Regions from separate parts of the Mus musculus genome. Here regions 1, 2, 3, 5, 6 and 7 are each linked to region 4. The links are chromatin loops, found by intact Hi-C in ENCODE. Cell type or tissue: heart. All regions are shown on one strand. Links, peaks and the distances in the headings refer to the core of each region. The heading gives the core; the rest is flanking DNA. Region 1 overlaps Ptprg (protein tyrosine phosphatase, receptor type, G). Region 2 overlaps Ptprg (protein tyrosine phosphatase, receptor type, G). Region 3 overlaps Ptprg (protein tyrosine phosphatase, receptor type, G). Region 4 overlaps Ptprg (protein tyrosine phosphatase, receptor type, G). Region 5 overlaps Ptprg (protein tyrosine phosphatase, receptor type, G). Region 6 overlaps Ptprg (protein tyrosine phosphatase, receptor type, G). Region 7 holds the start of Ptprg (protein tyrosine phosphatase, receptor type, G).

Evidence for each region. A loop is a pair of places that touch in the nucleus more often than their neighbours do. Peaks named below come from ENCODE experiments on the same cell type or tissue, not always from the same donor. Only the 100,000 strongest peaks of a DNase experiment are listed, where the experiment ranks them.
Region 1: a loop joins it to region 4, with 1.9 times the contacts of the local background. A loop is called at or near these places in 3 of 42 quality-filtered maps.
Region 2: it touches region 4 in a loop (2.8-fold over the local background); 6 of 42 quality-filtered maps call a loop at or near these places.
Region 3: it touches region 4 in a loop (2.4-fold over the local background); 2 of 42 quality-filtered maps call a loop at or near these places.
Region 5: a loop joins it to region 4, with 2.0 times the contacts of the local background. A loop is called at or near these places in 6 of 42 quality-filtered maps.
Region 6: a loop joins it to region 4, with 2.1 times the contacts of the local background. A loop is called at or near these places in 4 of 42 quality-filtered maps.
Region 7: a loop joins it to region 4, with 2.8 times the contacts of the local background. A loop is called at or near these places in 7 of 42 quality-filtered maps.

What each region holds. Positions count from the first base shown.
Region 1 is chr14:11,971,198-11,975,565 of GRCm38, forward strand. The region is part of intron 4 of Ptprg (protein tyrosine phosphatase, receptor type, G); the gene reads left to right. Among named protein-coding and RNA genes, the nearest start is that of 3830406C13Rik, 310 kb to the right of the region's middle. In heart, for the core only: a CTCF peak has its summit at 2,446; no DNase peak of the experiment used is centred there.
Region 2 is chr14:12,138,214-12,142,581 of GRCm38, forward strand. It overlaps Ptprg (protein tyrosine phosphatase, receptor type, G), which reads left to right. Exons shown (of 30, transcript NM_008981.3): 9 at 4,171-4,355. Among named protein-coding and RNA genes, the nearest start is that of 3830406C13Rik, 140 kb to the right of the region's middle. In heart, for the core only: a CTCF peak has its summit at 1,902 (motif pointing left); no DNase peak of the experiment used is centred there.
Region 3 is chr14:11,809,552-11,813,919 of GRCm38, forward strand. The region is part of intron 2 of Ptprg (protein tyrosine phosphatase, receptor type, G); the gene reads left to right. Among named protein-coding and RNA genes, the nearest start is that of Gm52128, 240 kb to the left of the region's middle. In heart, for the core only: no CTCF peak of the experiment used is centred there; DNase peaks (open chromatin) are centred at 1,750 and 2,160.
Region 4 is chr14:11,881,208-11,885,575 of GRCm38, forward strand. The region is part of intron 2 of Ptprg (protein tyrosine phosphatase, receptor type, G); the gene reads left to right. Among named protein-coding and RNA genes, the nearest start is that of Gm52128, 310 kb to the left of the region's middle. In heart, for the core only: no CTCF peak of the experiment used is centred there; DNase peaks (open chromatin) are centred at 2,094, 2,574 and 2,994; H3K4me3 peaks cover 883 bases; H3K27ac peaks cover 2,429 bases.
Region 5 is chr14:12,056,090-12,060,457 of GRCm38, forward strand. All of the region lies in intron 5 of Ptprg (protein tyrosine phosphatase, receptor type, G), which reads left to right. Among named protein-coding and RNA genes, the nearest start is that of 3830406C13Rik, 230 kb to the right of the region's middle. In heart, for the core only: a CTCF peak has its summit at 2,061; DNase peaks (open chromatin) are centred at 1,972 and 3,262.
Region 6 is chr14:11,932,951-11,937,318 of GRCm38, forward strand. All of the region lies in intron 2 of Ptprg (protein tyrosine phosphatase, receptor type, G), which reads left to right. Among named protein-coding and RNA genes, the nearest start is that of 3830406C13Rik, 350 kb to the right of the region's middle. In heart, for the core only: a CTCF peak has its summit at 2,534; no DNase peak of the experiment used is centred there.
Region 7 is chr14:11,551,504-11,555,871 of GRCm38, forward strand. Ptprg (protein tyrosine phosphatase, receptor type, G) reads left to right here and starts at 2,050. Exons shown (of 30, transcript NM_008981.3): 1 at 2,050-2,829. The coding sequence starts at 2,745. In heart, for the core only: no CTCF peak of the experiment used is centred there; DNase peaks (open chromatin) are centred at 1,998, 2,628, 3,028, 3,378 and 2 weaker places; H3K4me3 peaks cover 3,906 bases; H3K27ac peaks cover 3,300 bases.

The DNA of each region.
Region 1 (4,368 bases), core at 233-4,232, 90 kb after region 4:
GCTTGGCCAAGGCAAGAGCCTTTACCCACAGAGCCATTTCACTGGCCCCTAACACAGTATCTTTTTAAACTTATATGAGAATTACCCTTGTCTTTTATTTGTATGGCAGTATTTCCTTTCCTTTTAGAAATGTTGGTTTAAGTATTTCTACTCTCTGGTTGACAGTTCAAATGTACATATGTCCTCAGAGGACACAAGGACTGTTTTGACATTTCTGTCATCTTGAAAATAATACTGTCACCTTGGCTTATTCAAAACTAATTGTTTAAGGTCCTTATGACCTTGGTAGCATCTTGATTTGTCACCAGAGAAAATATCCCTTAAGGGAGTACTGAACCATGTTCTCTTAATGATAATGCTATCTCTCCCCCCTACCCCATCTCCCACTTTTCTATATATAACAAAATCCTTATAATCCTTCTGAAACAAACTTTCTTTACAGATTCCATTGTCTTGCTTGCCTTTCTATTGGATGTTGAGGGCACTGTAGGGCTAGTTCTATGCTTTCCTGGTGTCTGTTGGTTATTTGCTCTGAAGTGACGTCTGTCAAATGTCCATGGGTCTTCCTGAAACTTAGATGTTGACTTTCTTACCATAAAGAGTCTATTTAAAAGTCTAGTGTTCCCCTGGGCTGAGCTGGCCTTTGTCTGTCATATATAAGAGTCTTCTCAGTGGTTCTGTTGATGTGGATTGTTACAGAGGTTTCGTGAGGGGAAGGAACCTGTTCCCTGTGCAGTCAACAGCCATCCTTAGATGTAGACTAGGCTGAGGGCTCCTTGGAGATGTATCACCCACATGTTGTCCCATGTTGCTAGTAGCTGGCTCATTTTGAGACTTTTAACCAAGGAGATGACAAACCTTGAAAACTAGACCAGAAGACCTAGTAGAATTGGAGTCCTACTTCAAGAAGAAGCCTGGTGACCCGGGGCCTTCAGACAGCCATGGAGAAGACCGGGAATGTAGCGAATGATGGGTGTGGAGAAATCATGTTGTAAACAAATGTATTGAATACTGTGTGTGCTGAGACATTTTCAGATGTTTCTTCACTTGATTCCATATTGGGCTGTAGGGAAGCTGTAGTCCCACGCCCATCTTAATCTCAGAATGCCTGAACTCATGCAACAGTGAGAGGTGTGACCCATGCCATGTTGATGCTTAAGAGCCGTGGTTCTCAACTTTCCCAATGCTGCCACCCTTTAATACAGTTCCTCATGTTGGGGTGACCCCAACCACGAAATTACTTTTATTGCTACTTCATACTATAAATTTGGTACTCTTGTGAATCACAATGTAAATATCTGATATAAAGGAAGTCTGAGGAGCTACCCTACCCCCCACAGGGTTAAGACCCACAGATTGAGATGTGCTCAGGAGTCTGGGAAATGTAAGCTGTGCTTGTTTGTATTTTATGCATGATTCCTCTCTTCTCCCCTCCCCCCCTTTTCTCTCTTTCTCTTTTGGCATTGCTTTGGTCAGTTTTTAAAATTATCCAAGAAATACTGTTGGATTCTTCATCTATAGTATAATAGGAAAGAAAAAAGCAGAGGGGCTTCTAATGGTCGCAGATGAACCAGAGAGACCATATAAACGGTACAATGTCTGTGGAGAATGTCATAGTGTATGCCTAGACTGACCAGTTCTGTCTAGCCCATGAGAGCTGCACCAGCTTAGAGCAATTGTCAGAGGAACCACATATTACTCTTCAGAGTTTTTATAATCCACACTAAAAGAGATAAGGGGAAACAGGTGGTTTGATTTACATCAAACCATTTATTTTATACAGATTATTTTATTATTATTTATCATAAAGGTTACTATAATTTTATTGATTTTAATAATCTGTTATATTTGCCCTAATATTATTCCAACATAAAACCCACTATAAAAAGTTATGGCTGAGATCTCTTGCATTCTGTTTTTAATACTAAATCTTTAAAACTCAGTTTTTCTTATTAAATTTCTTTTATGGCAGGTGGAGCACACTGCCAGAGCCTGTGGGTAGAGGTCCGAGGACAACTTGAGAGAACCATGCTCCTTCTGCCATCTGGGTTCCTGGGTTCACACTATCTCACCAGGCTTGGCAGCAAGGTTCATTACCTACAGAGCCATCTCTCTGGCCAGTTCATGAACAGCTTAGTTCTGTGTGGACAAACCACATTCGTATCTCATGTGCTCACTAGCCACGTGCAAGTTATGCCTCCAATATAGAAACATGGAGGCTTACAGGCTCCAGACCATAATAATGGAGTTAGGTAATGAGTTAACAAGAAACTAATGGAAGTTATTCAAGAGGGGTTTCTGTCATGTTTGCTCTTTTAATAAGAACAAAAGAGGTCAAAGTAAATAAAGTAACTAATGATGTAGGATGAACAACTTGAAGGGTCTAATTCACAACCTAACAACTATAGGTCATAGTGAGATGCCTCCTAAACGATTATGCTGTAGCTGCTGTAACCACTAGGGGTGAATGCAGGTTTGTATCTGTGTGATGTTTCGGGTAAGTTACTCCTGTATGATGTATCAGATAAGTGATCGTTTCACTGTAGTAACCATTTAGCATTGTCTCAAGCCTCATATACTCACTCTTAACTCTGAACAATAAAGTATGTTAAAATACCAATAGGTTTTTACAGATCTTCTGTTTCATCTTGGGGTATACTGTCTTTATTATAGATACTTCAGCTGCATGTATCACAACATTTATTTCTTCATAAGCTTTCTGGTTTTTCTCTCTTTTTCCCCTTTGTAATGTTTATTGCCAGAACTCTGAGCTCTGTTCTTTTCAGAATCCTTTTCCAACCTGAAGAACTCAAATAAAGCTGGCTGGCGAGACCTTTCTGCTCTAATGGCCGAGACCTCAGGCAGCCTGGTCACGTGGATTGTGAGTTCAAGTCCAGAGGATTTACTGGCTTGAGGCTCACCACCCCCCCCCCCTCTTTTATTGTGTCCTGTCAAAACTTGAGCACAAAGGTTTCAAGCTACCTTAAATCTAAAGCCTTTAGCTCCTTCTTTAGTGCCACCGCCTTTCAGAAGGGAGGGTCAGTCAGAAAGATTTATAAGGAATAGAAAGAAGTCAAGTTTGAAAGAAAGTCTATTTGCTCTTACTCCTTTAAATCCCTGGCAGAGAAATTCATAGCATCCCTGAATAGGACAGGAAGGACATTCTGAAGGCTTCCGAACTGGATTGTATGCCTGGCACTGTGTTCAAAGACCACTGTGTTCTGGAAACATCTATGGGAATCTATGAGCAGTAGCTAGACAAATTCAGCAAAACTGAATTTTATGTAAAAAAAAAAAAAAGAAAGAAAGAAATGTTCTCTCTTGAGTTGTTGATTATTTCTTAAATGACAGGACTTTAAAACTCAGATTAATATGTGGAGAATAACTTATAAACCCCAGCTCTTACCATTTACATATACCTCTCACGTCTGACTTTCTCCATTAAAGCCTGGCAGCTTTACTGTAGCACAGCCAGTCTTTCAGATACAGTTCTTAGTTGTCTGTCAATATTTAGCATTCCAAGATCACAGGTGACTTGGGATAAACAAAAGTTCCAGTCCTCAGTCACCCCTGGGTTTGCTTCTCCCATTGAGTTTGCCTCTGCAATTCTGTTTCTCTGTCACTTCTTATCTCGAGTATCAACAGGATGCCTGTGGGTTCAAATACCGTAACTGGATGTGAAACACACTATGTGTATATGCCCTGCATCCTTGTCTTAAATCTTTACTGTAAAAAGTGAGCTTTGATCTAGTATATTTACAAAACCCTATCAAATGTATTCTTCTCTTAATAGTTTGGTAACCAGTAAATGTGGGCAATGTCTATAATGGTCCAGCACAGTGACCTGATTGGTTTTCCTTTAGCCATTTAACTGAGGAGCGCTCCAAATCAGGCCCCTAGGCCTGAATATTTGCATATCTGTGGTATGGGAAGAGAACCTGCTGGGACCTTCAGGATGGAGCTCTCGTTCCCTCATTCTCTGTGTGGAAGGTTTGGGTGTGTGCATTGTGCTCTTCTCTAGTTTCTAGACTTCAGTGAATTGGTGCCTTTGGAGGTTTCCCCATCTCATCTTGGGAATTTTACTTCTCTAGGTCCTAAGGTAGGTGTGTGCCTGGAATATTTGTGGTACAGCTTGGAGTTTTGCATCCTCAGAAGAGAGGACAAAAGGGCCATGACTCAGGAAACAGTCATCTTCCCAAGGGAACCAACCTCTGGCCTTGTAGCACAGACGAGATGCAAAGCTGTTGCTATGTGGCTCTCATCAGAGAAGCAGTAAGAGTTTAAGAATTCCTAGCTGCTCTGGAAAGTAAGACACCTGGATGCCCGAGCTTGTTGAGAAGTTGAGGTTTCTACTTCCCGGGAGATTAC
Region 2 (4,368 bases), core at 222-4,221, 260 kb after region 4:
ACTCACTCTCACAAGCATCAGTGTGTAAGTTCTGGGCACACTCACTCTCACAAGCATCAGTGTGTAAGTTCTGGGCACACTCACTCTCACAAGCATCAGTGTGTAAGTTCTGGGCACACTCACTCTCACAAGCATCAGTGTGTAAGTTCTGGGCACACTCACTCTCACAAGCATCAGTGTGTAAGTTCTGGGCACACTCACTCTCATAAGCATCAGTGTGTAAGTTCTGGGCACACTCACTCTCACAAGCATCAGTGTGTAAGTTCTGGGCACACTCACTCTCAAAAGCATCAGTGTGTAAGTTCTGGGCACACCTACTCTCACAAGCATCAGTGTGTAAGTTCTGGGCACACCCACTCTCACAAGCATCAGTGTGTAAGTTCTGGGCACACTCACTCTCACAAGCATCAGTGTGTAAGTTCTGGGCACACTCACTCTCACAAGCATCAGTGTGTAATTTCTGGGCACACCCACTCTCACAAGCATCAGTGTGTAAGTTCTGGGCACACCCACTCTCACAAGCATCAGTGTGTAAGTTCTGGGCACACCCACTCTCACAAGCATCAGTGTGTAAGTTCTGGGCACACCCACTCTCACAAGCATCAGTGTGTAACTTCTGGGCACACCCACTCTCACAAGCATCAGTGTGTAAGTTCTGGGCACACTCAGTCTCACAAGCATCAGTGTGTAAGTTCTGGGCACACTCACTCTCACAAGCTCATTGCCTCTGCGGCTCTGTGCTTTGAAGGCAAGAGAGACCACGTGACTCTCAAAGTCAAAAATATTTCCTTTGTGCACTTTTTATTTCTATAAATGCCAGAGGCTTTTCTGGTACAGAATCCTGCAAAGGCCTCTTCCACATTACCCCAGTGTTCAGAAGCCCACTGTCTGGGAAGATGAGAGACAAGCTGGGGATAGATCAGGAAGAGACTTCTTTCCTATTGTACTTCTCAACTAGGACGCATGTGAGGAGGCCTTCTTGGTACCTCTGGCCTGGTCCAGGGAATCTGAGGCAAGTATGGGCCTTAGTTACAGTCTCCTTCCCCAGCAGGTGGTCCTATCCCCAGAGGCTTTAACTCTGCACTTGCCATTCAAAGTGATGGCGCTATTTATTATAGGCACGGCCTCCTGACTCCATCATTAACTTACCTACAGACCTTATGCCTCCATTGTTCTTGTTGGTTTGTTTGGGGTTTTGATTTATTGGTTTCTGAGTCAGGGTCTCACCATGTCACTTAGCCTGGGCTCAGATTTAAGAACCTCCTGCCTCAGCCTGAGAGCATCTGTGATTTTTGGCATTGAACCACCACATCCAGCCTGTTTTTATTTTATTTTTTTTCTATATCAAATTGTATGTAATCCTATTTCACATATATAGGAAGAGGTAGATCATATGTCAATATTGGATCCTGAAATGTTTGCAGCCGCTGTCTATGATCACAGCGACATTTCGGGTGAAATCGTTTTAACTTTCTTCTTGCTTTTTTGTACTATATGAATCATCTTACTCTGCATAGAAGAGCCCAGCCATTTTCATTTCAAAAAATAAATAAGGATGGTGCATCTGCATGTGGGTGCTAAGATTATTTATGTGGTTGTGATGTAACTGCTGGAGGAATGTGTCCCTCAGGGCCACCGCTGATTGCGGCAGGAGAGGGAATGGTTTCAGGAAACACAAGGAAAGAAAGAACGTGGTGGGAGGTGAGAGCTGAGGACGGTAGGTCATCATCGCAGAGTATAGCACGTTGCCGATATATGAAGCTGCCCCACTGCCAGTGTTAAAAAGGATGCGATCGCCTGTGGATCTCTGCTCACTTTTCCATCCCTCCCTCGGTGCTGTCTGGAGAAGCCTAGCAAATTGGACTATTTAAAAATAGTACATTGTCGCCCCCTAGTGTTTCTTCTGTTATGTCACATTTGGCCATTCCAGAGTTCTTCATAGTCTTTGAAGGCAAATATGTGGCAGCTTGATGCCCACCCCTTGCATTGGGGCGCTCTGAAAGGCAAGGAGCATGCCTCACCAGTCCCCACATCTTCCTGTTGAAGCCACAGAAAGCACATTTCTCCAACAGACGCAAAGGAGCCTCTTGCCAGGCAGGGCCGCTCTCCCTCACAGCTGCAGCCTGAGTGCTTCTCTGCAGGAGTGTGGCCAGAGACTCTTAGAAACTGCCTTAGGTTTGGTAGTCTGGGTCTGGAAAAGAGGTGTGTGTCTCTTGGGGGCTTCTGGAAGGTTCTGTGCTGTTCCCAAGAATGGCTGCGGTGTGAGCTCACCTCTCACTTAGCTCCTTACCTGACAGAGCCAGCAGGTGTTCTATTACCCCCCACCACTCGTAAGTCCCTCCCCCTGCCCTGCCCGACATCTCAGTTTTGCATTGTTTGTTCTAGAACTTGCCATCTTCCTAGTCCGAGTCCTTGGCTTAGTGTGCAGACAGTGCTGCGGACACCTGGACAAGCCTCCTCCTCCTCCACCTTGGGGGCACAGGAGTCTGTCAGACAAGCTCATCCAAACACTCCGGGCTTACTTTTGTATTGGTTTCCAGAGGCTTCAGGAAGAAAGGCCAGAATTTTAACCTGGCCTCTAGGCTTCCCAGTCCTGGCTTACCCATCTTCCTGCTTTGGTCCCATCACGGTCCTGTACAGACCCTGGAATACTGCTCCTGTGTCCCTTCTTCTGCCTCCACTTCTTCCCCAACCTCTACCCATGTAGACTTGGCTCAGCTCTCAATTGAAAGAGCCTTCCACAAGGGAGTCAGCCCCCAATAGAGTCGGATTCTTCTCTGAAGTGCTCCTGCAGGATGTGACGTCCTCCCTCCTGACGTCTATCCAGGCCTTGCGCTCAGTATCAGCTTAACATGGGTGGTTCCTTCCAAAATCTGCATTTCTCCTTGGAGACTGAGGGACATGGGCTCTGTGGAGACATTTGTTTGTGTCTAGAGACAGGTTTGGCTGTCTTAGGAAGATAGGAGAGTGGCACACTTGATCATCCAGACTGTACATAGCAAACATTTGCCATACCCACCACCCTACAGGCTGATCCGGAGCCTTCAGTACCACGGGGAGTTGGCCCTGGACAGCTGTGGCTCTGCTGTGTCTCCTTAAGCTCCTGAGCTGCAGGGATGGGCAGACAGATTAGCCTGACTGTCCCTTACTACCCAGGGTACCACCAGTTCAGAGGAAGCCATCCTTTCTCTGGGTGCCTCTGCTTTAGCATTATTGGAAGACGCATTGCATTTATGCTTTGATCTGCCTGCAATAAAATTTCATCTGCAAATTTAGCTAGTTGTCTGGTCCTCCAGTCAAAGAGTCTGTCTTGAGGAAAAGTCAGAGGAGAAAGCTTCATCAGCACAGGGTCAGGTGAGGAGGGCAACAGCCATAAGTTGTCTTGAAAACAAGGGGGCAAATTTGAATATGGATATTGTACGAGAATCCTATTGAGTCACTGTGTGTTTTCTTAGGTAGGGTAATGGTAGTGAGGCTAGATGAGGGAATGTTCTTGTTCTGAAAAGTTGCAGGTATGAGTATTTAGGGCTGAAGTACAGAGTGTCTACTAAGCTAAAACGTAGGGAGCAGGGCAGGGCTAAGCATGGTGGCACATGACTTCAACCCTGAGGCTTAGGGCATTAAGGCAGTAGTACCATAACCTTAGAGCAAGCCTGGGCTATATAGCAAAACTATGTCTCAGAAAATAAAGAGAGAGCTGGGAAGATGGCTCAGTAAGCAATCACAAGAATCTGTGTTTGATCTTCAGAAATGTGTGTGTATGTATGTGTGTGTGTATATATAAATATATATGTATGTATATGTATATACGTATATGTATATGTATGCGCGCCAGGTGTAAAATGAAACCCCAGAGGGAGCATGTGACCTCAGCACCAAGTAGGCGACCTGTCCTTGGGAAGTTCCAGGCCAGTGGCTTCCTCCTGAGAAATGACACTCTACATTACCATCCTCTTCCACACTGTGGCACTTGTGGATGCATACTTGTGTGCACATGTGCATACTATGCATAAATAGATGACGAGAGGAAGGAGAACTGGTGTGGAACACTGCTAATGGGCCTTGGATGGCCAGAGTTGGGATCTTACCGTAGATCCATTTCCTGAAGTCAGAGGGCACACATGTGAGCGGCAGGTAGCTGATACCCTTTAACCTTACCCATGTCTTCAGTTTGCAGCTCTCCGCCCATCCACATGAAGGTGCAGCCTCTGAACCAGACAGCTCTGCAGGTGTCCTGGAGCCAACCTGAAACCATCTACCACCCGCCCATCATGAATTACATGATCTCCTATAGCTGGACCAAGAATGAGGACGAGAAGGAGAAGACATTTACAAAAGACAGTGACAAGGACTTGGTAAGGCCCCTTG
Region 3 (4,368 bases), core at 154-4,153, 72 kb before region 4:
AAAAGAAAATAAAAATTCTCAGTCTTCAAACTAGGCAGAAACTGAGGGCCCCCATATTCATAGAGACTTCCTGTTCAAAGGAGGTAGAGACTGCAGCCAAGCCAGCTGTCAAGTTCCTATGCTAGGTGACACTGTAGGCTCTCATATAATTGTTATTATACACACACACACACACAGCTTCGTTCTGGATCCAGCTCTCCTGTCCCTGTCTCCTCCATGCTCATGAGGCTGTCTAGCTCCTGTTAGGGTAGATGGGGATTGGCTCTTCCCAGTTTGAGGGATACTCAGTGTGGGGTTAAAAGTCTTCCCTGATTTCAGCTCAAACAATGGGACTGTGGCCTGTGTCTTTACCTTTGGCTGGAACACAGATGGCAGAAACCTTGTCCTCAGAATGATTCATGACAAAGGGCTGACAGGGAAAAAAGTCTTCTAGGTACAGAGTAGAGTCAGAAACTATCTCCTTCCTTCACAGGGACTGTATTTGGCCACAGGTGGCCATTGTAACCCCCGCTGGAGCTGCAATCCTGTCTTCTGCTGTCAGTCTCGTGAGGTTCTATACCATGACATAGGTGCAGGGAAAGTTAGTTGCTCTCCTGAACTCCTGATGATTCTTTGGTCTTGACCTCAGATTTCTGTGTTGGCAAATTTCACCTTCAGTGAGTCAGAACTTGTTACCGTTTCAAGTTAAAAGTCGAGTTACACCTTAGAATATACAATGTGCTTTTTATGGTTTCTCGTGGAAAATACATTGTATCCTTCCATGACTGGAATGTTATTTCAGACTAAAACTTTTGGTAAAGATGAAGTCATTCCTATACTGAACGTGGACTATAAAGACCTCATCTCCCCTAAAATAGTTGCAGTATACAATGTTCTTGCTTGTTTCTGAGTCAGTTTAATGTCTAAGAAATAATGTGCATATATGTATATATTTTTATACACATTTCTTTAGGATACTCTATGTGTTAGGTACCCTGAAATACAGTGAGTTCATTTTTAATCTTTGCTATTAACTGAAGTCCCTGGGAGAGGAGAGGAAGCCCCAGCTGTATTAAAATTCATGTAAAGATCACTGGATAGACAGTTGTAATTGTTGAGAGTTAGAACACTTAAGATTCAAATTCTACCTTTAGGGCCCTGAGTGGCTACTCCTGACCCCACTGGCTTATAACTCTTGTGCGAAACCTTTGTAGCTGCACTCACAGATCCCCAGGTCCTATGGGTCCTAAAGCTAAGAATGTCATCATATTGTGTCCTTCCCACATTTTCATAGTCTGCTGTGCCCTGCCTACCTGATGCCCTACCAGAGTACTTGACGAAGTACCTCTCTCATGGCTTCCTTTTGTTCCTTTACTATAAGAACTTCAGTGAACTTGTTAAAACATGTTATGGGGTGTGACCTGCTTGGCTCTGTTTTTGGACCACAGGCACTCACATTCTACTCCAGAAGAAACTCTTACTGCCCTTTTGAAATAAGAGGTGTTTTCCATTGACAGTACAACCAATTTTACAAAGACACAGACGATGCAGTCATTCACATCTTATAGGTAACAAAACACAATTGGTCTCCTGACAGGCAGGTCCTTTAGCGTGAGAATCGAAGGAAACCTGCCTGATTCCACTGCGGGCCCCTGCCTTACTTACGAGTGAAACAATGGTTCAACTAGCATTGTGCAGGTTCTGGCTCAGGGAACATGCTGGATGTTCTGCAGTCAGAACAGGCCATTTCCTCTCTTAGTGGGAAACTCTTCAAGTGTTCCTCTCAAAACAGAACGCCCAGGATTATTTTTGCAGACTTCTGTGGAGTCATTTTTGGACAACACCCTGGAACAGGAAACCACAGTTGCTCCTAAATTTGCACAAGATGGAAATAGATAACATTCTTGAGCAACCACAGCCACACTTTGTGCCTTCAGGTTCATGGAGTGGCAGATGGCTTGTGTAATGATTTTCATACCTGAACAATTCACAGGATCCTCTGGTGTGGGGGATTTCATAAATTCAGAGGGCTTGTTTTAGGAACTGGAAGTGCAGGGAAAGTGTGGAGAGTGGAGGAGAGAGATGTTCTATGAGTCAGGCTTTGGGGAGGTGTTCTTGGGAGATGGATTGCAAGCAAAACCGTCGAGCAGTGCAGATGATGCAAGCTGTGTGCAGTGGTCCCCAAGGCTGAGTTCCGCCTGTGACATTGCAGAGCATGTGATACACTTAATATAAGAGAGGATGTTGCAAAGCAACTAAGTAACATCACAAAGTAGCTGCTTTCTGACATGTTCCTTTACCGGGGTGAGAATCCAAAACTGATCATGGGAGAGATCCTAGGCACACATGCCTTTCCCCGGCAAGGATGCAAGACTTGGATTCCTAACTTGTTCACCCCGGACGCTATCCCTGAATGATTTTAAGTCTATTTCTGCTGATTTATCAAAGCTGAGTTGGTTAAAGCAAACTTGGATTTTCACTGATACTTTGATTTTCATGATTAATCAGCTAAATTTTGCTTATGTATATAGCATATGCAGGTTTGCTATATTTTTATGTATGTGCGAGTGTGCATGTGTGGAAGCCAGAGATTGAGTTCAAATGTTTTCCTTCATTCTTCTCCACCTTACTATTTGGGGTTTCAGAGTCTCTCGTCTGGCCAGTGAGCTCCAGAGACCCGCCTGTCTCCGCTTCTCCAGTCTCCTGTTCTGAGAAGCATCAGTGGATCAGGTTTTTCATCCGGATGCTAGGGATGCCAAGCGAGGTCCCCATGCTCATACTCCAGACTCTTCGCCCACTGGCCTTTATCCCTGGCCCCATGATTGATTCTTAATTATTATAAATTACAATACTTCCCACTGGCCTTATTCCCTACCTGTTAGCCAGTCGCAGGCCCCTAACTGAAAGCAGGAGCCCCCTTTATCTCCACGTGTCTGGCAGCCCCTTCGTCCAGTCAGCATTTTGGGCACATGCATTGTGAGACACTGTAGAAGGTGTTCTTGCTCACACGCCATCTACATTTGTTGGTAAGCATGTTCTGTGTTTGAAACCTCTTGGGCCTGTTGAAGCTCTGTCTGTTCTCGGTGGTTTGTCTCTTTGCTGAGAACAGCCTAGACCTTTGTTAGCTGTGATGCTTTGCCTAAACTTTGCCTCCATGGCTGTGTATGCTACTGCTCATGGAAGACACATTTAAGCCTGACAGGAAGGAAAGCTCCACCTTAGGGAAATCTTAGGGATCAATTTTTGCAAAGCACGTCTTTGAAACCTGATCCACTGAGAGGCAGGACTCAGTTTTGTGCCCCCATGTCATGCCATCTGCAGACAGGTTTCTCTTTCTTTTCTTTTCTTTTCTTTTCTTTTCTTTTCTTTTCTTTCCTTTCCTTTCCTTTCCTTTCCTTTCCTTTCCTTTCCTTTCCTTGGGGAGGGGGGGTCGAGACAGGGTTTCTCTGTATAGCCCTAGCTGTCCTGGAACTCACTCTGTAGACCAGGCTGGCCTCAAACTCAGAAATCTGCCTGCCTCTGCCTCCCAAGTGCTGGGATTAAAGGTGTGCGCCACCACCACCCAGCTGCAGACAGGTTTCTTAAGAGTCTGGGTACCCATCAGTTACTTGACAGGTTAGTTCTCAGTGTGTTCCAGAACCTGCCATCATTTTCTGCTCACCTGTGGCAGGATGTCACCTGGGGATTGACCACCTCTCCCATGGTACTGAGACAGAGTTCACAAACATCACACTGTCAGCCAGCTGGACCATGCTAAGAAGATGGTCTAGGTTGGTGAGAAGAGAGGAAGGAAGCTGGCCGGCCTCTTGGAAAGTTGAGGACTCCAGCTCGGATGGCATTTACACAGCTTTTTTGTCTTTAAAAGTTTCTAGAGGGCTGGAAGAGATGGCTATGGGATTAAGAGTTCATACTGCTGTTCAACAAGCCCTGAGTTTGATTCCCAGCACCCATGCAGTCAGCTAATAACTGCCAATAACGCCAGCTCCAGGGGACCTGGCTTCTCCGGCCCTCACAGGTACCTGCCTTCAAGGACTCCTTTCCTACCCACCCATCCCCCAACCACATACATTCATAATTAAAAGATAAAGTAAATTCCCATTTTTTTCACTTCTGTGGGCTGAGGGTAATGAATAGTTCTTTAAAAAAAAACAAACCAAAGCTTCTATTTGGAAAAACATGAAGGCAAAATATCTAACTGCTTTTAGCAAAGAGGTAGGGATACAAAATACCCAGCAAATACCAGAAAATACGCAGCATCCACTGCTCATGTAATAAACTGGCTGGCAGGGCAACCTGAAATATCCAGCATGCACAGCCCATGTTATTAATTGCCTGGCAGAGGCAAAGGTTGTTTGATCAATACGAACTTGTTCATGTTTCTAGATCTTA
Region 4 (4,368 bases), core at 270-4,269:
ACCATCCTGACTATGCCAAGCGAGGTCTTGTGGTCATGGAGATGTTGACCTGTGTTTCCAGGTCCCCAGGGCCAACTGCTTCTGGATGTAGTGAGTCCGGATATGGAAACTCCATTCTCTGCTTGCCAGTGGTCAAGAAGGAAGGAAATGGAGTTTTGGGAGGATAAAAGCAACTTGTTTTTATTAAAAGAAGGCTATATTAAGAACCATCATTTTTAGCACATTGTAAATGCCTTCAATCTAAAGAAGGGACTGGAAGCTTGGAAACACCCTGGCAATCCTGTAGGTACTTAATTACAACATGCATATCTTCTGTGTGTCTGCTGCTCAGCTGAGGCCACTAGTTCAGAGTGGCAGCCACTGTGACCAAATGGCATTGGTATCCTGAAACTCATTTGTTTAAGCCAGCCCTCAAGATGATGGGTTGATATATAAAGGTGAGGCCATGGGAGGTAATGAAGTCATGAGGTCCAGCCTTTACATGGGAATAATGCCATCAGGAGAAAAATAACACACATACTCACCTCTGGAAACCAGAAGAGTGTCCTATAGATTTGCAGGCAGTTGTTGAGCTGCCCACCTGGGTACTTTTCCTCTGCAAGAACAGAATGTAGCCATCACCCTAAATCACCGAGAACTTTCATATTGTTTTATGGGAACCTGCCAGAAAGCAGTGAACCAGGATGAAAGGCCTTTATAGAACTTCTCCAAACACACTGATGCTGTAATCTACAACTTATCCACATTGAAAACTGAGAATGTAATGTCTGTTGCTTCAGCTACCTGATGTAGTGTTTGTTAGAGCAGCTCTCTAAGACAGCATCCTTAAATAGACATAGCTCTTCTCCAGTAAATCCTACCCTATTTGTAAGAACAATTGGCAGCCTAGATTTCAAGGTAGTCTGGAGATTTAGCATAGCTTGCTGACCTTTCATTTGACTCTGTTTTTACATTAGCTCTGTGGTCTTCTTTCTGTGCCTCTCTGCCCACCTCCCTCCCTCCCTCCCTCCCTCCCTCCCTCCCTCCCTCCCTCCCTCCCTCCCTCCCTCCCTTCCTTCCTTCCTTCCTTCCTTCCTTCCTTCCTTCCAGGTTTGTGTAGCCCTGGATGTCCTCAAACACACTCTGGCCCAGACTGCCTTCACACTCAGAGATCTGCCTGCCTCTGCCAACCCAGTGCTGGGTTAAAGTCATGCACCACCACACCTGACTTATGGTTTTCATCTTTGTAGTTCCAAGATTGTTACCTGAGCCTCACTAAGGCCCCACCTCACATGTCCATGTCCAAAGCATGTAAAAAGGAGGATGGGAATACATTTTCATGACAGGAAGACCTGGCCAACACAGATCCACTGTTCCTTCCCAAGCCAGAAAGCTACAGAGTGGATTCAGACCCTGCTTGGGATTTTCCCACCCGGCACGTTCCGTGGTTGACCATGTTGCTGAGTAGCGCAGGTTGTGTTTTTGTTTGTTTGTTTTCCCTGCAATAAGAAAAGGAAAGGCTGGGACCATTTGTGAGAGGTGGGTGTTTTTAGTGCTTTCACGATGTGTGTGATCCTCTGCCTGTCAGCATTGCCTGACAGCTTGTTACTCATCAGAACCTTAGACCCCTACCCCGACCCCGACCTGGGGAGTAACTCCCAGTGTAACAACTTAAAAGTTTCAGCAGTCCAGAGTATAGAAGGAAGTCCATTTTATATCACAAGAAGAGTCAGTGGTGTGGTTCAGAGCCTACCTCGACTCAGTCATGTGATGCCTTTTAAACTCTGGTTTGTATTTACAGTTAATGAAAAACTCAGCACATTTGTGGTAGTTGGTATGGAATGGACCCCATGCATTTAAAGGGATCTTTTTCAATCTTCGTTCCCCAGCAGTATTTATTGTGTTAGGTAGTTGGAAATTTTAATGGTAGGTCAAACAAAGAAACAAACATGTCAACAAGAGAGGGAGGTGGTAAGTAAGGAGAAAAGGAAAGGGGGAAGACAGGAAGAAAACAGCAAAATGAACAGAAAAGTATGTCTGCCCATAGTTTTCCATCCCTATTATTGTCCACAGGGCTGGTGGAGCATTTCTGGATTTTATTTTGAGGGTGTCACGCCCGCTGTGCAACTGCATGAGTGCATAGCACTGTCAAGTGTCTGGATTCTATTTTTGTCTAAAGGTGACTCCACTATTAGGCAACTTCCATTTCAGAGTTCTGTTTCTCTTTTCTCTTCTGTTCATTCCATCTTTGTTGCATCAGCTTCCAAAGCATGGAAAATTTTTGTTTTCTCAGCCATTGATTCTGCTCTAAAAAACCTAGGGCTTCCCTGGAAGTGCGAGCTGGCTAAGCGGAAATGTGTTTGCTCCCACAGTTTATCTTCAGGGCTCGAATGACACCTCTCCCCGTGGGGGCTTTGTGAGACATTAGAAGGCTAAGCTCTCTGTTGTCCCTTAGAATGTCATTAAGCAGTGTGCCATTGAGAGCAAAATGTGGGGTGAGTTCTACTAAAGAGTTTCCCTGCCTTCTGGGCAGGTCTCCCATTTGGCTGCTTTGAGACTGGTTATATCCTGTGCTGTGGAAACGGGATGAACTTAGCTGTGCATGGCAGCCAGAAGCCCTCTTTCCCATTCATGTGGCGGGGATCTGAGAAGTGCATGGCTTCACTGGGGAACTTGGTGTGGTCTGCTGCTAACCATCTGAGTCTGAAAACCGATGCCTTTTTAAAAAGCACGACCAGGACAGAATAACCCCGGGGCTGAGTTGTGTGGTTTGCGTAGAGAGTTTAAAAGCTCACTGAGGATTTTTTGAGTTAGGAACTTGGAGCCTCCTTTTGAGTTGTGTTGTTCCTCTGGTTTACAAATTGGCTTATCTTTTCCTTGGCAGAGCAGTTGCTTAATGTTCGCTGGAAACTGCAGATGAAATTCCTCAGCAAAACCATGTCTGTTTCTCCCCTCCAGAGGTGAGAGCCTTTCACTCATGGGAAGGTGAGGGGTGAAGTATGGGGAGGCAGCACAGGGATCCGGAAGCCCTCTTTGGCACAGGTCTGTTCTTATAGCCACCCTCCTGTGTGAGAATAGTCTATGCAGTTGTGTGAAATACGTTAGCCAAGTGACAGGTTAGGCATGTGTTGCCTTCTTGTCATGAGGAGGGAAGTGCAGCATTAATACAGTCTAAAGCCTCTCGTCCTTTGATTGCTGGTGTTCACCGCTCATGTGCCTCAAACTGTCTCGTCATTTCCCTTTCCTCAAAGCTAGAACTAAGTAGAACAAACTTGGGACACGAAAAATTCCCTTTCTATATGTGTTTCTAGAACAAGGCAGTGCCCAACTTTTCCACAGGAGCTCCCAGCCTGCTGGTCTGGTTCAGTGCCTGCTAACCTCCTGGCGCTTAGTGTGAGCAATTTTCTGTCTCAAGTGAATGGGGAATGAAAAGAAACCCCATCACATTTTCAAAATCAAACTTGTTCTTTTTTATCTTGCTCTTGGAAGATCAAATTACATGGATTTACTGAAAGAAAAATCATAGCAATTGTCAGATTTCATGAGCAGAGGATTTATTCATCTGTCATGGTGGGGGTCAACATTTTCTCGAACAAGTTGCTGAAGTTTATGAGTGTTTGAATTATGGGATGCCTTGGTACCCTGTAATCATACAAGTGTAAAATGATGGAGACACTGGTAGGTTAATGTTTTTGTTTCACTTTTACTTCCATTAGTTTCAGAAAATACTACAAATAAGGGATTCAGAGATGCCTTTTCTCTTTCCTGGCCTTTCCTGTATCCATAAAAAGATATTAAGGACCCCAGAAGTATCGAGGTAGAATGAACACTGTCTTTCTCACTGTAAAGCAGTTGGTTGGTGAGATCCCACCATCCTCAACTAATCCCAGTGTTCTTTCCTTTGCACCCTGGAGAAACATGTCAGTGTCCCGAGGAAGGAAGATGCTGTTGCTGGCATCTTACTTTTCGAAGTGCCTAAGACCCTCTCAGAGCGATAGAGGCTTTGTCTGGACTCAGCAGCCTTCCTGTATTATTATCTCACATTCTAAAATTCTTGTTCACTGAAGAATTAAGTTAAATTTTAAAAAGGGAGGAAGAAAATTGCTTTTCACCCAATTTTTCTTCTCTTATTATCTACTGATTTATTATTATTATTATTATTATTATTATTTCAGATGCCCCTGTATTAAACCCTAGGGTTCCTTTCCAACACTGAAACTTGACATTTAATTGCACAATGAATTGCTGTTTTGTGGCCATGTGCTTCTGTTTGTGTGCTGCCTTGGAGTGATGGCCATTGATTGAGCCAAATTGTCCTTTGGATGTTAGCTTCCTATTGTTGATCACTGCCCAAAAGATGATGGAATAAATTCCCCAACTTTTTCTCCT
Region 5 (4,368 bases), core at 138-4,137, 170 kb after region 4:
AGGCACTTGGTCTTGTCTCAGTCTCAACATTATTCTGGGTCTCATCCTTTGCTTTACCTGCCACCTTTCTGCCTGCCGTGCTATGTATGTGTAGGGCTGATACCCCCAACAAGGTTCTCACTCCACCTTAGGCTGAGCACCCTGGTGATTCTACTCAGTACCCAAGGCAGTTAACTGACTTGGGGGATAAGAAATCTTTTATGAACGCCTCCAGCCAGTTCTTACTCCTCAGATGGCATTGGTACTAAGGCTGCGAGTTGCTTAGCTTTCTGTGGACTGGCATTTGAGTTTAGTGAGCTGCCTGTGTGATTTCACCAGAGATCACGTGGCTTTCTGTGATCGTGCACTTGACTTCAGTTGGCTGCCTATGGGACCACACCAAGGCTAGTAATTACTTAGCTGTGTTGGATTTGGACAGACAGTCCTGTTGCTTCAGTGGAGGATCCTGGGATATCTCAGGCACCTGTGGCACAGGCTGAAGAGGTTATTGCCTAAAGCTAAGGTCCCCAGCCGTTGTCCTCACCATGGCCACCCAGGCCCAGTGCTGAGAATTTATTTATGAAGCAGGCTGAGAAGATTTCGATGTGGGGAGTCTTGGAGGTGATTACACATAGCAAACAGGGCTTTCCACTGCATTAACAGCTTCTTGGGAAATACAGAAATGGGTCTGCCCCATTTCTCATGACGAGAATGTCAGGTAACATTCTCCTCATGAGAGGACTTTTTGGGCATTGTCACAGAAGGAAGGCTGAGACCTGCCACAGGCCAAACAAAATAATCTAACCTGGGTGTCTTAATCTCCCTAGCTTAGTGTGTTCATCCCTGGCTTTGTGTATGTTGAGCTGTTACAGTGTTTTCCTGTCAAGTGAACATGAAATATCAGGCCAGATACCCAGCAGAGAGCTGGGCCTTCAATTACCTCGTTGGTGTAAAGCTTCATTCACGAGCACGTGGGTCATAAAACAAAGTGAGACGGTGACTTACCATTCACAGTTGTTTGTCAGCAATCATGATGTCAGAGGGGACCCTGTTGCACAGAGCTGTTGTTCTTGAAGGACACAGGCCCCTTGTGTGGCCTACAATGAGGTGGAAGAAGAGTGCCTGGAAGGAGATTTATGTGCTGTGGCCTCACTGGGGAGGCACAAAGCAATTGATTCACACCAATTCAGGAGCTCCTGTGTTGTCCTTTTCAAGTATGGGCATAATTGAGGCTCTTTTGATATCTAGCCACCACATATTTCTTGAGGACAAGAATGTATGCCTGTGAGGCCTGGATTCTGCTCTGGTAAGGATTCTGGTAAGGATGCTCTGGTCATTGGCTGTAACCTTGTGCTGTACTCTTTGTGGCCATCCAAGCCTACTGGGGAATGCGTATTAATAAAATAAATGTGGTAATGGGGTCCAAGAAGAAGCTCAGTTAGAGACAGCAGAGACAGTGTTTGCTGGACAACCAGCCTAGTCGATTTGAAGGGCTTCAGGCCACCCCATCTTAAAAAGCAAGGTGAACAATAGGTAAGGGATCAGTGACTCCAGTGTCCACTAGAAGGTGAGCTCTGCCTCCCCCCACATGTTTCATATCAGCATGTGCATACGTATGCACCCATACACAGATGAATATGGTCACATACATACACATACATAACTAAATGTAACAGTGGTCATACAAGCTTAATTAGGTCTTGAAAGGAAAGAGTGCTTTGAGAGCCTGTGATGTCAACAGGTCTAGTTTAGCATCAGGAAACAGTTCCCTGAAGAAAACAGTACTGAGCTGAGGTCAGCTAAAAGGGAAGTACAAACAGATTGTTGTGGGATTGTATCTGAAAGGCTACAGCTTACTGATGGCCTCTCAGCAGAACTGTGGGTACCCAGGGGGTGTATAAAACCACAAGTGCTGGAGGCGATCCTGACATTGCTGGAATCTCAACAATGTGCCTAGAGTCTGGAAGGCCACCAATTCTGGACTTTGTCAGTGAGCCATGTCAAGAGGTAGGACACCTAACCTCTTTAGCATTTTAAGCAAGTGTCAGTGAGTGTGTCCTATGTGTGCGCCCTCTGCAGAGAGGCAGGGATAATGCACTGAAGTGGTTTGGCTGTAAAGAAAAGAGATGGTGACCTCTGGAAACTTGGGAAAAACAATCTTTCTATTACCAAGATTGAAAGCAAATTTATGTTCTTATTCAGGAGACAGAAAGATTAATTTCAGGCTCTTGGAGCCTGTATTTGAAGCAACTCATTAAAATAGCACTTTTGGAGCAGGGATGCCAGTCACTGCTCCTGGAGTAGGGGCGGGGCTTGAAGAGCAGTGCTCCCAGCTGGGCTTGTTGAAACACCCTTATTGTTCTAACACTTCCAATTTATCCAAGCTCAGCTCGTGCCACTTCCCTCCTTGGATGTTCACTCCTATAGCACCTGTTTCTCTCCTTGTCTGTGTGCACCGGGTATTGAATGAACCCTTTGCCTTGTTGAGGCCGTGTTTTTATTTTTGGTGAGCTTTTTTGGCAAACCTGGCAGAAAAGATGGTGATGATCAGTTCGTGTGCTGGTGCTGTAGTGTGTTTTATCTTCGGATACAACGGGCCTCTTCTCATTGCATGAGTTAATCTTGCTCCTGTCTCATAAAGCATGTGAAACCATGGATTGAGTTAGTGTATTTGTACAAGATAATCTGTAGGTTTCCTGTGTAAAAATGACTGTCCCCACTCACAGGAACATATTACCTCTCCACCCTTGTGTGTGAGGCCAGGTTGATGACCAAGCAGAAGCCCAATTACAATTATCTGAACAAAAGAACAAATTATGTGGCTGGCCTCTGTCTGCACTGCCCTTTATACCAGTCATATTGTACTCACTTACAATTTACAGTTCCCAAGGCCTTCCATTCCTATTCCACTTTTAGTAACACATAAGAATTTTAAAATATATAGTTTAGTAGCTTATCTTAAAAGCACAAAGCAAAAAAACCAACCACCTTAAAACGAAATTATGGGCCGGACTCACTTAAGATGACACCATTAGAAACTCACTATTAGAGACAACAAAGAAGCCGTTAGCCAACTTCCCTATCATCATGCACTTAAGTGAAGGGCAAACCCCTATTCTCTTTGTAAGTGATTGCCTCCTGCCACTTAGTGCTATAAAGGAGACATTGGTTGTAAAATTCTAATGCTATAAAATAGGCTTGGTACAGGACGGCCTGTGCAGTTCCCTTAGATCTTACTCATGCAATCTTCTGGCTGAGAAGGGAGACTATGCCTCCCGTCAAATGTAGTTCAGGATGTTCTGCCAAAGGCGATGTAACTCCAGACCTGTGTCTAGTCCAGCAAATACAAACCAAAGCGGCCCACAGCAGCTCTTGTGGGTTTTAGAGGACTGTTGATCTGAACGTACAGTGAGTCACGGTGCATCGTGACACACCTTTTCTTCTTAGGTCAGAAGAAGATGTTTCTTCTACCTTCACCCAAATTAGAAAATTCTGGAGCATATTGGGATCTGTCAGAAATCAACCTTATCACAGTTTCCCTGGTAGGAAGAAAACGTCACTCTCACATAGTTTAAAAATAGAGCTTCAGAAATCCCAACAGTTGAGTTGTTTAAATACACTGTAGCATGTGTATTAAATACCAGTGAGAATAACTTTAAGTTGTATATGGATAAACATAGACTAATGTTCAGAAGCCATAAAAGCTAGAGATTTGATTTTCTAAAAGATGTCATGCATGCAATTTCCATTCTTCTACTCCGTTTTCTTACTCTCAGGCGTTTGACCAGATCAGACAGTGTGAGGATTTTACTCTTGAGTCCTCATTTAGTTTTCTACTACAAGGTACGCAGAGTGTGCTGCTCATGTTGAAAGAATGTTTTTGTGAGGTGAGAAGCGTAGCCAAACATTAGGTCACAGCATCTGTTTTAGGAGAGGCAGCATTTGAGATTTTCAAAAGTACTTTTTTTAGTGAAATGTTTTAAAACTATATTAAAGCAAAGCAGTGAGTCCCTCTGAATAGTAATAACCCACACCACCTTGCTCAGGTTTGAGTGGTCGCTGCCTCAGAATAAGGTCACTGCCTCTTTGCTTTTGAGGAATCACGGAACTGTTAAAAAGGCCTTGCAAAATATTTAGTATCACTCTGCTTTTCTGTAATTCTTGAAATTTTATTAAGTGTTCTTAACTGCATTATATTATTTGATACTTAAGTAGATGAGTAGGTATTCTGAATATCTTCTACACTCTTCCTTGGCTTTAAGAGTTTTCATGCTCACCTAGTCTTTAATAAGCCTTGGGGAAAGGGCCAGGCATCCATCGACATGCCTGACATCACAGAGTTGGATCAAGCCCCCAAGCCTGTCAGCATGATCCCTGTTTCTATCTCTG
Region 6 (4,368 bases), core at 278-4,277, 52 kb after region 4:
TTAATTTGGAAAACACATTAAGCGGATTAGACCAAATGAGGGGCATTTATTTATTCATTAATTTTTCTCATAGCATGAATTCAAAAAGAAGTATTTGGATGCCTATTTTGTACCAAGTGTTTCTTATACTTTATGAAAACCGAGCACAGTAGGCTTTTAAATTTGTAAGATTCAGTCCATTCCAGAGAGATGGCTCAGCAGGTAAGAATGCTTGCTTAGTAAGCACAAAGATCTGGAACCCAAGAGAGAAAAATAACCCAGATGTGTTGGGTGCCATTTGTAATTCTAGCCCTCACCCAATGAATGGGAGGTTGAAAAGGATCCAATAAAAGCTTGAATAAGTAGCTCAAAAAAATGGCAGAAATAACAAAAGAGACCCCTCCAAAAAACAAGCTGAAAGAAGTATTTACTGGAATAGTAATTATTCTTTTAAAATATTTACTTATTTATTTTATGTGTTTGAGAGTTTTGTCTGTCTGTATGTTCACCATATGTGAGCTAGAAGATGTGTGTGTGACTAGAAGATGTTATATCTTACATCTCTTGGGACTTACAGGTGGTTGTGAGCTACCACATGGGTACTGGGAATTGAACCTGGGTCCTCTGGAAGAGAACATCCAATGCTCTTAACTACTGAGCCATTTCTCCAGACTGGGTGATTATACCTGTGGCTCACCTACTTCACATGCTGTGAGCATCCATTTCCTTGCCAATGTGTAGGGAATGCGGTCCTTTATTCAGCACAGAATGATGGAGGCACATGATAGCAGTGTGGACCCGCTGCCTGCCTTGATGACCAGGTTATTGCTTGTGGGGTAGTGGTGACTTTGGCAAGGGTGGCAGTAGGTCTGTGCACCACAGTGTGTTCTTGGAGCTGGAGAGATAGCTCAGTGGTTGCTCAGTACTGGTCTTTTTGCAGAGGACCCATGTTGGAGTCCCAGCACCCACGTTGTGACTTTAAGCACCTGTAACCCTAGTTCCAGAGCATCAGATGGCCTCTTCTCGTTTCTGTGCACACCAGGTGCACAGTGTCTTGACTCACATGTAGACCAAAATAATCAGCACATAAAATAAACAAATTTTCAAAAAAATGTTTTTTTAAAATGTGCAGAAAATGGGGCAGACTCCACTGTGTTTCTGGTGCAGATTCTATGTCTCTGGCATGCGACTTGGAGTCCGTTCCCACCTCTACTTTATTCAGCAAACAGGATGCCCAGGGAAGTTGGCAGAGAGGGAGTGAACACAGTGTCCCAGTTGAATTTTGTATAGTGGGCTCAAGAAAAGCCCAAGATACACCAGTGTGGGACTTCTAAATAACCTAAGGGGTCACAGACCTTGTGGCCCATGGCCGACTATCTCCTTCCCTTTCTCTTTCTTTCTTGATAAAATGTCTCTATTTCTAATTGTGTGTCTTCAGTTCTTTTCCGTCTGACATAAGAACCTAGGTACTTGGGCAAATTGGCTGGGACTCAGATCCACACTGATAATGAATACATGGAGCCTGGGGATGGGGAAAAACTGTGAATGGAACTTTGCATTCCAAATGTATAATAGAAGTAGGATTTCTTAGGAAAACAGAGATGCTACCCAGGGAGGCAGGAATAGGGTGCAGTGGGGAGTGGGGAAAGCCAGGGAATGAAAGGAATTATTGTTATCTGAAGTGGGGCCTGTTTTGTGAGGTTTTGCTCTTCTGGAATCCAAGGTGACTCCAGATTTAGGGCATGGCTATTGTGTTTTTAGTCTTAGGGGAGACAGGTTGGTTATGCACACAGCCACTCCTTAAGTGACTTACAAAGTCAAGCAGGTGTCTGACTAGATGAAGACCCAGATGCCAGGCCCATCTCCTCCTTTCATATGCCTAGTGAGCCCAAGTGAGTGTTCAGTGCTTTGTGACAAAGGTGGTTTCTAAGTGCCCGGTAGGCTATGTTCCTTTGACTTTGGTCATAAATAATCCGAGAACCAGGGAGGGAAAGCCACTCTCTGGAACCATGTGAGATAGCTTTTTTCCTATTTTCTGTGTTCTAGCATCAGCTTGTGGGATTCAGATCATGAGCATAGGATACCTACATGGCTTTGGGATGGTACTGAAAAAAATCTGTACCCAGCAAGAAAAGAAAAGAATATTCTTAACCCCTTCATCACTGACTGAATTCTGTCTGTCTTTACTGTCACACGGCAGACATTTCATCACTGACTGAATTCTGTCTGTCTTTACTGTCACACGGCAGACATTTCATCACTGACTGGATTCCGTCTGTGCTTTAGTGTTACATGGCAGACATTCTCAAGGAGTTTTGCTTTCTTCCTCTTTTTGCTCTGTTACCAGCAAAGAAATACAGAAAACCAAGGGAACCATTATGGAGACCTGAAGAAGCCCACTACCTTTTCAAATTAAGTAATGCTTTTTGTTTTAATTTTGGAAACTCTTTTAGTGTTGAAGACAATATTGCTCTTTGCTTTGAGCCTGAAGACACCACTTTTGTATTTATAAAAGATCCTGTAGCCAGTGCTCAGGAGTGCCACTCCTTAGACTAGTGGCAGATACAGGAACCACAGGTGCTTTCCTATGGATGCTGACAGCCCCTGGAATGCCCTGACTGTTTTTTCTTCCCATCATGCAATTTACTTCCCTTTGGGGTCTTATTCAAAGAGAGGAAAACGTTATCATTGGATTTATTCAAAAGAAAATACCAAACAGAATATAAGATATTAAGTGTTGTTCAGGCCCACAATGTTTGGATATCTGTTTACATGAACTCGCTCAGCAGGCATGCTCACGAGCCTCCAGCTTAAAGAAAGCCCTGCTCCTGATCAAAAGATCTTTTTTGTTTTTTGGAGCTGCATGTTTATGGAGGGATATGAGGAAGCAGCTTAGTGCTAATAAATAGAAACAGCATCTCTAAATTTCCATCCTCCGGCTCCCTGCTGCAGAGAGAATGGCAGCTGATTGCCTCTGCCTCTTCCTTTGTCCAGCTCTCCTGAATGTGCCTCTGTCACACTGTAGCGTTGTAACCATTAGCTCTTCTATCTGTAGGGAAAGGACTTCTCATTTCCTGATTAGACCACTTGTTTTTCAGAGCGAGGATCCAACTGTTTTGGAATCACTTAGCGTTTTCCTGGGGTGCGAGTACCCAGACTCAAGAATTCGGCAGTGTGGTGGACTCCCATTGTAGTATGCTTGCTGGCTTAATGCTGTCTTCTAGAATTGGGAGGGCAACATGACTGTGCTGTCCTCTACTTAATCACAGTCCCTAGACATGGACTCTCCTATGAATGCTCTGATTTTAATTAACATTTCCTCCCGTTTTTCTGTCCATCCTAATCTCATTCTGTAGATGGCATTAGTGTTTTGAAATGTAGAATAGTACCAAATTAGATATTTTTCTACTAATAAAATGTCATGGACAGAAGAACTTTAAGGAAAAAAGTTTCTTTGGGACAGCATCTACAATGGCAGGGCTGACTTGGCAGCCGGGGTCAGGAGTGGGAAGCTGGGTGGTCATACTGTATCTGCACACAGGAAGCAGAGAGCAAACTGGAACTGGGATGAGGCTATGAACTCCTGAGGCCTGGCGAGGCCTGGCCCTGTGACACGCTTGCCTCTAGCAAGGTTCCACAGTTTTCAAAGTCCTATAACCTTGAGCAGGCGTTCTAACCCAGAGCCTGCGGGGGACTTCTCACTGAGAGCACAACAGGCTCTTAGGGCCTGATTCCTTTTGACTAGCTGTCTTCAGGCAACAGAGACAGTTGTATGTACTCCTCGTTGCCTTTGGTTTGTTTGCTTAATTTTACACACTATTCACAAATACAAGGTTTTATTTAAAATGTCATGGGTAATTTATGGTAATAAACTATTTTCTGTAGGCATTATAGAGAGTCATGGTCAAAGGTAACCAGCAAGTCAGCAACCTCAACCTGCAATGTTGGCCAAGTGCAGCTAAGCTCAACTCTTGGGCCTGTACGTAGAAGAAAAGTTCAGACTGACCTCTCGATGGTGGTTCCCATCCGAACAGAACTGCCAAGAAGTACTTACCTTTTTAAGAGATTAGGGCAGAATGCTTAGGTCAGAGATAGGAACCATCTGGTAAGAGTGTGAATCTTTCCTCTACTCTTTGCTTAATGCTTCTATCCAAGTGCCAGAGAACTACATCTCCTCAGACTTCTCTTTCTCTATTCCTTCAATGGCAATAGTATCTTATACCTGTGGATGTTGGAAGGTGACTGGTGGCTGTGAATGATACCTGTTAATAAGGGATGGATGAGGTGTATAAGGGAACTGTGACTGTCCTCTTCCTCTCACGTGCTTCACCATAGCAGAGTATATTTCAAAATAAGGACATGGCTGTCGTGAGGTACTTAGGGAAGTCT
Region 7 (4,368 bases), core at 243-4,242, 330 kb before region 4:
GTGCTTTTAATACCATTTTGTGGTAAATGTCAGCCTGGCGTCCCAGGACAGGCACCAGCCCAGAGAGACTAACAGGCATGGGGTCCCATACACTGTAAGAGGCATGGTCATTCACTCTCCATATTGAACAACTGGGGTACTGGCGTTCCTTCTTTGCATTTCACACTTAATGTCTTCTCAACCACCCCTCCATTGACTTTCCCTAGGTGAGGCAGACAGGCTGGCTTGCCCTTATTATACCCAGCACAGAGTGGATGTGCAGTTCATTTGTTGAACCAGCAAACAGAGTATAGAAAGAATTCAGGGTTGCCCAACAGGCAACACTTATGATGTCGCCGACCTCTGTGTGATTCAAGTCCTACCGACTGAGTGTTAAAATACGGAGTCACCTCGAAGGAGGCAGTCATTTGTGCTAGGGTCATTTTAACGTATCCCGCTCTGACTGGCACTGGGATATCCATCCCTCCAACCCATTTTTCAAGGGAACTGGTCATCATGAGCACTCAAGAGCGACCCTCGAGTGCAACAAAACCAGGAAGTGTCAAATTCCAAAGCAAACAGATTGGCCTCATTGCCTAGCACGGGAAGGGTGTTTGCGGGGTTTGGCTAAAGATAGATCTGGGGGCCCGTTCCAGGAACTTCCTGGCATTTACTAGTTTTGCACCCCAAACTTTTCAGAGGTTTTTCCTTTGGAATTGTGGGTGCGAGACTGCTTTCCTAAACAATGCCACAGACTCTCAGAGCATCTGTATAGTATTTGAAAACCGAAAGAACATCCGGTTGAGATGTTTGGGTGGGTGTGGGACAGTGCCGCGTTGCGATGAAACGGCAAGGGGACACTTTAAAAATATGTCCATATCCTTTTCATAGAGTGGCAGAACAACTATGAAAAAAATACAAATGGCTAATTACGTTGGCTCAATTACAAATTTGATGGAAAAAAAAAACCCAAACCAAAACCTGCCTCCCCTCTTTTAGCACCAACGTAGGAGGAAAAAATAGGTTGCTGAAAAGCCCAAGCGATAAAGATCTCTGTGAGAGCCAAGGGACAAAACTCATTACAGATAAACCTAGCCCTTGCATTTCCCCCGGATGCCTCTCCCTGTAGTTTACTTAAGCCGTGTCTCCTAGGACGGCTGCGGGAAACCAGTCCTGCCCCGGGGTGCTGCTTTCCCCTGCCCCGGGTGAGAGGCGCACTTCATTTGCCCTCTGCCTAACCAGGCCAAGTTGCAGCCACCTTCTTCCCGAATCCGGGGGTTGGGAAAACTCCGCGACAGACCTTCGTAGTTTGGGGAAAAGTCCACGACAGACCTTCGTGGTTTGGGAAAAGCCGATGTGGGCCTGGAGCTGGATTTTGCTAGCCTGGGATGGACTCCCGTCCCTTTCCCTATCTCCCAGAGGTAGATTCGAACAATGGAAGCTCGGAAAGGGGGAAGGGGAAACAACAACAACAAAAAAACCTCAATGAAACCTGAGTGCAAAGGCCGCTGGGCTTTGTCTCTTAGCCCGGGAACGCAGCAGGAGAGGGACGCTGGAGGTGCACCCCGTCAAGACACCGTCCAGGTGGTGAGGCCTTACGGAAGTCCCCTCTCCATGAAAATGTAGCTGCTGGTCCTTTCCTCTCCCCCAGATTCCAACCAGACCACCCTTTCCCCCTCCCCCAAGTTCCGGATCCATGAACGAGGTCAGGGATCTCTCCGAATCCGTACTTCGTCTTTAAGAACTCGAAAATGGAGCAAAGCCATGCCGACCCTGGATGGCAGCTGGTCTCTTCCCTGTCTTCAGGGTTACCAGCTCCCCTAAACGCACACCCATAGCCCTAGGCACGCCTGGAGAGGAGAGTAGTGCAAGTCCTTGGAAGCCGGAGCCCAGCACGGCCGCTTTAAGAGACGCGCGCCCCCGCCGGCGGCAGCTCGGGGATGCGCGTCACCGCGCGCCCGTGCTTGCGCGCCCCCGCCGCCGCGCGCCCCCAGCTCGCTCGCTCGCCCGCTCGCCGGCTTTAAAGTCTCTGCCAGGATCCATGCTCACATGTTACTTCCTGTATGGAGGCATGGCCAGTTTCCAGCCCCGCGCTCTCGGTTCCTCCCCAGCCTGCGCCGGAGCCACAACTTTCAGGAGCATGGACTGAAGGCGCCCTCGCCCCGGCGCCCCTCTGAGATCCTTTGTGTTTCCCTGCGCTCCACTGGCCGTTTGTGTTTTGGGGGGCTCTGCGCTCCGCCCCGCCGCTTCCCTCCCTTTCCAGGCTCGCAGACATGCCTCCTTCCTTGCCGGGGCCCTGGAAGGAGCTGCCCGCCTGAAGCCCGGAGCCGCCGCGCCGCGCACAGCCCCGCCGTCGCCCGCTGGTTCTCGGGCTGCGCTGCGCTGCCGACTCAACTTGGGGCTCTTCCGCTGCTAGCCACCGCCACCCGCGGTCCCTGCCTGCTCCGGGCCCCGGGCTCTGCCGCCGTGCGTCTTCTCCTCGCCCTGCCTGTCGGCTGGATCGTGTCTGAGCGGAAAGCAGCCCTTCTCCTCCGAGAGGATCGTCCCTAGCTTGGCTTTGCATTCCCGGTCACTTTTTGAGGTTTTCTCGGGAGCGCTTGGCAGCTTCCCGGATTCCAGCGGGACCGGTGGCCGAGTGTGGGGGGCCCCGTGTGGCGGGCGAGCCGTGAAAGCCTCCAGGCTTAGCGGAGCCTCGCTCGGAAGCAAGAACTTATTCAACAAGTTTACCCCCCCTGCCTTTCTCTTTTCGATGTGCGTTTTCGGACATGCGGAGGTTACTGGAACCGTGTTGGTGGATTTTGTTCCTGAAAATCACCAGTTCTGTGCTTCATTATGTGGTGTGCTTCCCGGGTGAGTGAGGGCCGCCGATGGGACGCGTCTCTGGCCGGCGCGCGGGGTATGCGGAGTTGTCGCCGGGGCGCGGAGCTTGGGCGCCAGTCTAGGGACCGCGGAGAGGGTGAAGGGGGGCCGGGCTACCGAGGAGGAAAGAGAGCTCTGCTTCATTGGCTCCGGCAGTGTTCTAGGAGGCTGATGGTCAGAGAGGGCAGAAGCAGTGGCGGGCTGGAAGGGAGGGTTGGGGACTCAGAGATGTGCTCTGACTGTGGCTTGGGAAGCTTGAAGCATCTGGAGTATGGGAGGGCGGGGGAAGGCGACTTGCTTTGCTGATCCGGAGCTGATCCGGAGGGCTATAGTTGCACGATAGGATGTCTGGGGAGATTGGCTGTGGGAAGGATGCTCTGTTGGTTTGAGTAATATGGGGTGCTCCCGTTGCTTCTGCGGGGATAGAAGGAGCTCATAATCGTGGCTCACTTTGCATCCCTCCGACCCTTTGTAGGGGGGAGGGCGGCGTTTGGGGATGGAAGGCGGAGGCTGGCTGCAGAGAAGTCAGGATGTGGGGAGCAGCCCGCGTTGTAGTCGCCGGGCCGCCTCCTTTCAGCCTTGCTCCCGGCTGAGGTGCGGGCTACGCCTCAGTGCAAGCGGGAGGCAGCTCCCTAGACGCGGGGGGCCTGGGAGCCTCGGGAGAGCAGGAAGCAGTGAGCAGGGAGTTTTTCGCTAGACCCCTGCTTCACTGGGCTCACGGTCCCTTTCTGTATCTTTCTTTTGGGTCCAAGTTCAGGGCGCGGGTCGACAGCTGGGTAGCTTCTGGCGTCCGGGCAGATTTTTTGGCTGTCTGGCGTGCCCTCCCTACTTTCATCTTTGCCCTTTTGCAGGCTGAATGTGCCTGCCAGATCCAGACCCAGACCCGCTTATTTTCTAGCCAGGTTAAAGCTGGAACAATATTGGCCACTCGACAATCCTAAATCACTGCACGTACCAGTGTGCAGCTCGCCGACCCTCCACTTCCAGCCTTCAGCCCACACCCTCCCCCCTCGGTGAGGGCAGAGGCCAGCCGCCTTCCTCTTCTCTTGCAGAGTCGGAGGGCTGCAGCTCAAGCTGCCCAGCTCCTTCCCAGTGGGTGAAGGCCACGTCCTCTTTCCTGGCTCAGGGAAAGAGGTGGGAGAGGGCGCGATTTGCTTTTCTTTCCTCGATCTCTTAAGGACAGAACACCCGGTTTTTCTGCTTTCTCATCTGCCTGTTCTGGAATATTTGGAGGCGGCGGTTATTCTAATCAAGAAATAAGAAACGTGCCACAATGTTTCGGTTTTCCTTGGTTAATAGCAGCCTGTGTTCTGGCTGCCACAGCGCGGGGTTTTGGTACAGCGGGTACCCCCAACCCTATGGTGCACCTAGGAGCCAGGCTCGAGGACCTCGCTGTTCCCGGCGATCCTCTCTAAGGGGATTGGCAGCGAGTGGTCCCTTCTTTGAAGGTTTGAGGGTGGTTGCGAGGAACAGAGGGCAAAACACTGCGGTTCTTCGGCTCCTTTTCCTCGGCGCTTATTCCTCTCTCTG